Linked DNA regions of Homo sapiens: region 1 is linked to region 2. A link is a contact called in ENCODE Hi-C data. All regions are on one chromosome and are shown on one strand. The core of a region is the stretch at or near the end of the contact, and the rest is flanking DNA. Distances in the headings are between cores, read along the strand shown.

The links. Hi-C counts contacts between places; a loop is a spot of excess contacts on that map. Pooled maps may share reads with other maps.
Region 1: a loop to region 2 is called in a pooled map, with 2.0 times the contacts of the local background. The contact joins the enhancer-like site here to the promoter of AKR1E2 in region 2. A Hi-C loop is called at or near these places in 1 of 50 pooled maps.

The regions. Positions count from the first base shown.
Region 1 is chr10:4,946,318-4,949,833 of GRCh38, reverse strand. No RefSeq gene overlaps it. Among named protein-coding and RNA genes, the nearest start is that of AKR1C1, 15 kb to the left of the region's middle. RefSeq lists an enhancer at 1,763-2,057. Within about 2 kb of position 2,038, at least 12 of the 41 ENCODE cell types and tissues checked have a DNase peak (open chromatin) inside an H3K27ac peak, as active enhancers do.
Region 2 is chr10:4,824,087-4,827,647 of GRCh38, reverse strand. AKR1E2 (aldo-keto reductase family 1 member E2) reads right to left here and starts at 1,441. Exons shown (of 10, transcript NM_001040177.3): 1 at 1,285-1,441. The coding sequence starts at 1,323. RefSeq lists a silencer at 935-1,014.

The DNA.
Region 1 (3,516 bases), core at 789-3,288, 120 kb before region 2:
TCTACTTCAAGCTGTGGAGTTTTTGATTTCATCAGGAGGGCCTGTAGCTGCAATCTGGATTCTGGGGGTACCTGGAGGCACATTGGACGTTTCTCTGGTTCAAAGACAATTAATGCCTCTAACTTACACAAGAGATCTCTACCAAGCACAGAGGTTGGGCAGTCCCACACATAAAATAATTGATTAGCTATTATCAATACCTCATTGCCCACCTTGCAGGATAAGGGTCACAACCCCCCCCCCCCAACCAGTTTTAGCTCTCCATTCACCCCAACCATATTGACATAGGTGTCAGAAAGTCCACACTTTGGGATGTCAGTATCACCCGTATCAATTAAGAAGTCCAATTTTTGTTTCCCTACTGTCAGTTTTACCCGAATGTCCTGTGGTGAAATCCTAATGCTGGACAGGGTTGGAGCTTTTGGGAACTTTGGGCACCCTCGGTCCTCCTTGGATTTTTTCCAAACTTAACAGCCATAAGTGACTTGGGCTCCCCCTGACTCAGCTTGGGGCAGTCTTTCTTCCAAAGCACTGTCACCCTACAGTAAGCCCATTGATCTTTTTCTACTTTCCCTTTCCACCTTGGGGGTTCCTTTCTCTTCAGGTTTCCTCCCATGGCAGCTATGAGTATCTCTGCCTTCAGTAGTGCCTTGGTTTCCTTGGCTTCTCTGCTATTATAAGGCCTTGAACACAATGTCAATTAATTGAGAAGTGTTCATTCCAATAGCTCCCCTCCAGCTTTTGTAACTTCTTTGTGATGTCTGGGGCATTTTGCTCTATAAAAGTCATGTTTATCATTCTGACATTTTCAGGATCCTGCAGGTCTAAGTCTGTATGCTTTCTATATGTTTGACAGATACATCCATGAACTCTGAGGGAATCCTTGTTAGGCTTCTGCTGAAGCTCCTGCACTTTTTTCAGACTTTTAGGTCTCGGCACCCCTGACCTATCACCCTTTAGAATACTCCAGATGATTTGTCCAGGCCCCATCCTCCTCACTTGGGACCCAGTTTGGGTCAGCATGTAGAATCTTATCAGGGTCTGGGGTATCATCTGGGCTTTTTTCATGAAGACACCATGCTTCCTCCTTTCCATTGCCTAATGCTTGCTTTCTCTTGTCTGCAGTAAGCATAATATTTAGGAGGGCTTGCAAATTAGCCTAAGTAGGGTGATGGCTGGCAAAAATAGTGGTAAACAATTCAGTCATCTTCTGAGGATCTTCCCTGTAGAAAGGATTGGAAGTTTTCCAATTCAGTACATCAGATGTAGGAAAAGGCCTGTATGCCCAATAATATCGAGCTGAAGTCCCTTGCTGATTAATTCCCATGGGATATTGTCAGAGGGGAAATTGCCCTGCCCCAGCTTGGTAGATCTCCAGCCAAAATCAGTGCCTTGCCTAGTTCAGGAGGGAGAGACTATGTTTGCAGCCTCTTTATACTCCAGGGATGGTGGTTCCTCCACCTCTTGACTAAGTAATGTGGCACCAGTTTCAAGTGGGTTAAGCACATTTAACAACTGCTGACTCTCTAGCTCCTTTTCTTTCTCTCCCTGGGAGTCAGGACAAACTTTTTCCAAGTGGTGCACCATTAGTTTATTTCCTTTAACCTCTTGGTTATGTATCAACATAGATGTCTGAAAATAGGGTACTTTCTCTCATTTCCCTTAACACTGACAAAAAGTTTCAACGGAAAGATCATAAAATAGTTTAAAGATCTGAAAACAGGCCACTATTCTTTGAATCCTCATGTCAGGGCAGGAGCCCAACTTCCATTAGCTCTTGTTTGCAAACCCAGAGGGAATAATCACATTGGCCAACCAGCCCCTTTCTGTTTTTTGAAATTTTCCACTTTGCTGATTCCACTCAGTCCCTGCTCAGCCTTTCCCTCTCACCCGTTCTCCCTTAAAATGGTGAGTCACCTTGTATGAATCAAAGTTCAGTTCAGTCCATACTGGACCTCTTCCCTATTACAACACTGGATTACTAATAAAATCCATCGTCACCATTTTAACCAGTGTTCAACCTTGTTTATGTTCGACTTTAGCAATAGCAGAAATTTTTTCTAGCTTTCATAGTTAGTATCTACAGTCAGGTGAGAATGAAGGCTGACTAATATGACACTTACCTCTGGCTTCTAGTACTGAGCAGCAAGCTAAGTATTAGAGGTTTAAAAATATGATTAATTTCATAGCAAATTCTGGCATAAGTCAAAATAAGCACTTATATTTGATCATTAAAATATCAGGTCAATATCCACTTCATAAAGGAGATCATGTAACTGTAATTATGTTTCTTAAAGACTTCTGTTTAGAAATCATGTTTGCTTGATGTTCAAGTTTCTAGACTTCTCTAAGGGTCAATTGTTAAAACTGAGTTTTTTCTATTGCCAACAAGGATAGAGACTTTTCTTCTCTGCCCATTTCTTAGATTATTTCCTTGAGAAAAAATTGTATTTGTAAATCCTACCTCAGTCCCTTTGATATTCATGTAAATATTTTTAAAAGCCAACTAAGCCTCTTACCAGAATTGCAACATGTGAGTGTTTTGTTAAGGGTAAGAGAGCCAGCTCTTTGGAAATGTAAACATTAAAAAAGGAAAATTCCTATCTCCCTGGGTCCCTTGCTCCAAGCTACAACTGCCTGCTTGTCATGGAGAAATGTCATTTTTCCTAGTGATACAGGTGATTGACTAGCACAGATGGCTAACCCAATTACCAGGTGAATTTGGGATGAAGCCATGAAAGAATGTTATCAAAAAACAGTGTTGTTAGGCCTTCTTATGTGAGGACCAGTTATCATTTATCATGAGAAGATGTGTGTAAAGGCTGTACTCCTTGGCTTTTTAAAGAGGTCAGATTCATTTCTGCCTTTTAATCTCATTAGACCTTACCTGTGGTGCACATTGCAGTGTGGTTTAATGCCTTTTGAATAAGAAAATTATTTTCTTTCTTTTCTACATTTTTATGGAGGAGTTTTTTAGATTGGCAGGAGATTTCATTTTTAACATTATTCTCCAGTATAAAGGAAAACATACTTGACAGTTATGTACCAAATTAGGTAAAAGAAGATTGATATTGGATGTCCCCAGGGGCTCATAATTTCTACCTGTAGTAACATAACTTTCCCCTGTTTTCTGTAGACACAGAACTTCCCTCCCTTACACAGACTCCTCATTGGTACAGCCCAATTACATCCACTGTCCTAAGCATATGGACCCCCTATCTATCTCAATTCCACCCCCAGTGATTCACTGAGGGAGCAGTTCCAGCCTTGGGTCCCCAGATGATGTAAGGCATTGAAAACCCCACCTTCCCATAGAGGGCCAAGAGCAGAGCATGGGCATATTTGATTAGTACTGAGGAAATATGAGAGTAGGGAAACTTTGCTGTGACTGTATTCTTGTGCATTAGTGCATTCTCACACTGCTATAAAGAACTACCTGAGACTGGGTAATTTACAAAGAAAAGAGGCTTAATTGACTTACAGTTCCACAGGCTGTACAGAAAGCATGGCTGTGGA
Region 2 (3,561 bases), core at 192-2,691:
TCTTATAGCTTTTATCAACAACTAAGTTTAGCTTTTTTTTTTTAAAGATCAAATTTTAAACGCTTTTTAGTCAGTGCTGTCTCAAATCACTGGCAGGAATTGTGAAGTTCAAAGCAGAGAAAGGTCGTAGAATAGAATGGTGGTTATAAGACGCTGGGGGCTGGGGGAGGTGAGGAAGGAGGGAATGGGGAGTTGCTGATCAAAGGGTACAAAGTTTCAAACACACAGGAGACACAGCTTTTAAGACTTACTGCGCACTAGGATGCCAACAGTCAACAATAATTTACTACACATGTGTATTTCAAAATAACAAGACATTTCAAACATCTTACCACAAACAATAATAACTGAGAGAGGTGATAGATATGTTAATTAGCTTGATTTAACCACATTGCAATTGTATACACGGCTCAAAACATTACGCTGCACCCCATAAATGCACAGAGCGATTATATGTCTCAGGCATCAGGGCAGGTTGCTTCTAAACAGGGAACAACATGAGATCCCAAAGTTTCTTTTAAAGCCTAATCAGCAATTCCAATTTTCCTTTTTTCTTTTTTTTTTTTTTTTTTCCAGCAAGGTCTGGCTCTGTCCCCAAGGCTGGAGTGCAGTGGCGCCATCAAAGCTCACTGCAGCATCGACTTCCTGGTCTCCAGTGATCCTCCCACCTCAGCCTCCTGAGTAGCTGGGACCACAGGCGCGCACCCCCAAGCCCAGCTGATTTGTTCATTTTTTGTAGAAACAGGGTTTCGCCATGTTGACCTGGCTGGTCTTGAACTCCTGAGCTCAGGCGATCCTACTGCCTCGGCCTCCCAAAGTGCTGGGATTACAAGCCCGCACCCCACGCCCGGCCCCAACTTTTCTTTCTCTCTTTGCTGGAGAGGAGGCTTCGAGGTTCCCTGTTCCGGCCGAGTCCAGCGCCGCCAAGGCCTCCCCTCGGCATCCCCGCTCCAGTTCTGAGTAACTTCAAGGGCTCCGCCTCTCCACAGAGCAGCCCCGCCCAACGCCGCGGCCGCAGCCCCAGAGTCTGAGGCTTGGCTGCCGAGGTTCCCGCTTCTCCCAGAGAGCGCCTCGGCGGGCAGCACCGACTCCGTTTTAGGAAAGGCCGGGCCGGGCTGCTTGTGGGCGGTGGGCGGCCACCTCAGCAGCGCCTTTCCCGGGCGTCGGCCAGGCGGAGGGGAGGCCGCCGCACTTCTCCCCAGCCCCGGCCTGGGTCCCATCGGGCGCCCCCAAGTCCCGCGCTCCCCTAGGTCAGGCGCGCCTCCCTGCCCGCGACCGCGTCACCTTCCAGGAGCTGAGGCCCACGGCTGGGATATCTCCCATGGCCGCCGCCGGCCGCCCCGCCGCCCCGCCGCCCCGCACGCGACTACCGACAGGCACCGCGCGAGCTACTGCGGCGCTGGCGACCCGCCGTTGCGACTGGCTGGAAGTGCCTTGTGACGGCTGACACTCCGACAATGGCTGGAAGCATGAACGCAGGGCTTCCTGACTGGCTGCTGGTGTCGCGCGCCGGGCACTGACTGGCTGGTTGTATTAAGGACGGGCACCCCGATTGGCTGGAGGCGCAGAGCCAGCTGGAGTCCCAAATGGCTGGAAGCACCGCGCTCTGGACATCCTGATTGGCTGGCGGCATAGACGACGGAATTTTCGATTGGCTTGCAGAGCCACGCAGGAGCAGGGAAGGTTTTACAATCGGCTGGCATTGCCGCTCACGCCCCCACCTTAGGTGTGACCTCCTGGTTGCCTTCTCCCTCGCACCGGGTGCATATGCGACTGAGGGTAGGGCAGAGGTGCTAGGTTGATGGGCAGAGAGTCTTCACCGTTCCAGGGCCTCGCCATGGCCGGGCCATCCTAGGGCAAGCTCTAGGGTCAGGGTGCAGAGTCCTGCGTCCCCTGGGGCACAGGGTGCGCGGGAGTGGGTCCCCGCTCTCTTGTACCAAGGATGGCCATTCTCAGGTGCCCCGAGGCCCCCAGTCTGGGAGAAGCGTGCCTGGCCTTGGTTCCCCGTCAGGGAGCCACTGTGCCCTTGGAAAATGCCTTCCACTCCCTGGGTCCTGGCCCAGAGCGGCTGGGGCTTGCAGGACAGCGGGGGTCCTGGGTGGTGCAGGGGAGGCCGAGCCCTGCATGTAGAGGGGAGCGTCCTTGCTTGCAGCCTCGGGCCCCCGTTTGGAAGTGGATGGGGTGGACTGGACACCCCCCTTATGAGTGGACTGGGCTCCCCCAGGGCCAGTGGAGGGAAAGAGGGGTCAAGGGAGCCTTCCGACGCCCCTCTTATCTCTCCTGGAGCTTACAGCTCCCCCTTCATTGCCCCCCTCAGCCCTGGGAGTCCTACTGCCTTGAGGACACCCACACCCAGATGAGGGCTTTGTTTCTAGGTTCCTTGCCTGGGTCTTCAGTGCTGGCCATCAGGGGAGGCGCTGCCCATTCTGCTCAATGGGGCGGCTGCAGCCAGAGAAACTCCCAGGGTCACTCTGGGTGTCCCCCTGCCTCCCACCCAACTTGCATCTCCTGTGAGCATCCATCTCCTCAATGTGAGCTCCTCACAGGTGGGAAGGGGGATCTTCGATACTCTCATTTATTCATTCAGAAACTGTGCCTGGAGCACTCACCTGTGCACGGGGCAAGTTAGGCCAGGGTGCAGTGCTGAAAATGACCTGCATGGGCCTTGCCCTCAGGAGCTCACCATCTGTAGGAATGAATGGACAGAGCATAAAAGCAAATGCATGAGAAAAAAAAAGAGCAGGTGCTATAGTAAAATAAAGCAGGTGCTTGTGGTGAGAGGCGGAAGGGACAGAGTGAGGGAATCCTCAACACCTCAATGAAGTGGCATTTATGCTGCAAACAGAAAGGCAAAGAGTGAGGGAACCAGCCCTGCACAAGTCTGGGAACAGTATTCCTGGGGGAAGCTCTACTGCACTGCAATCGTGTATCATGCTATTTCATTGTTTTAACAGAAATTCCATAAGTCTATGACGTTGAGCATCTTTTACTCTGCTTCTTTGCTATCTGTATATCTTTGATAAGGTGTGTTTTCAGGTCTTTTGCCCATTTTTTATTTGGGTCATTCATTTTCTTATTGTTGGATTTTAAGAGTTCTTTGTGTATTTTGGATAAGAGTCCTTTATTAGATGTGTCTTTGTAAATATTTTCTCCCAGTCTGTCTGTAACTTGTCTTTTCATTTCCTTGACATTGTCTTTAGCAAAATAAAAAAATTTTTATTTTAACGAAGTGAGCTTATCAATTATTTCTTTCATGGCTCATCCCTTTGATGTTGTATTTTAAAAGTCATTGCAAAGACATAAGAATTATATAATGGACTTCGGGGACTCAGGGGGAAGGCTGGGAGGGGAGTGAGAGATAAAAGACTACACATTGGGCACAATGTACACTACTCTGGTGATGGGTGCACCAGAATATCAGAAATCACCACTAAATAACTTTTCCATGCAACCAAACACTACTTGTCGCCCCAAAACAATTGAAATAAAAATTAAAATTAAAAAATCAGAGACTAGACAGAAAAAAATTAAAATAAAAATTAGTAAATTAGAATATCCTGG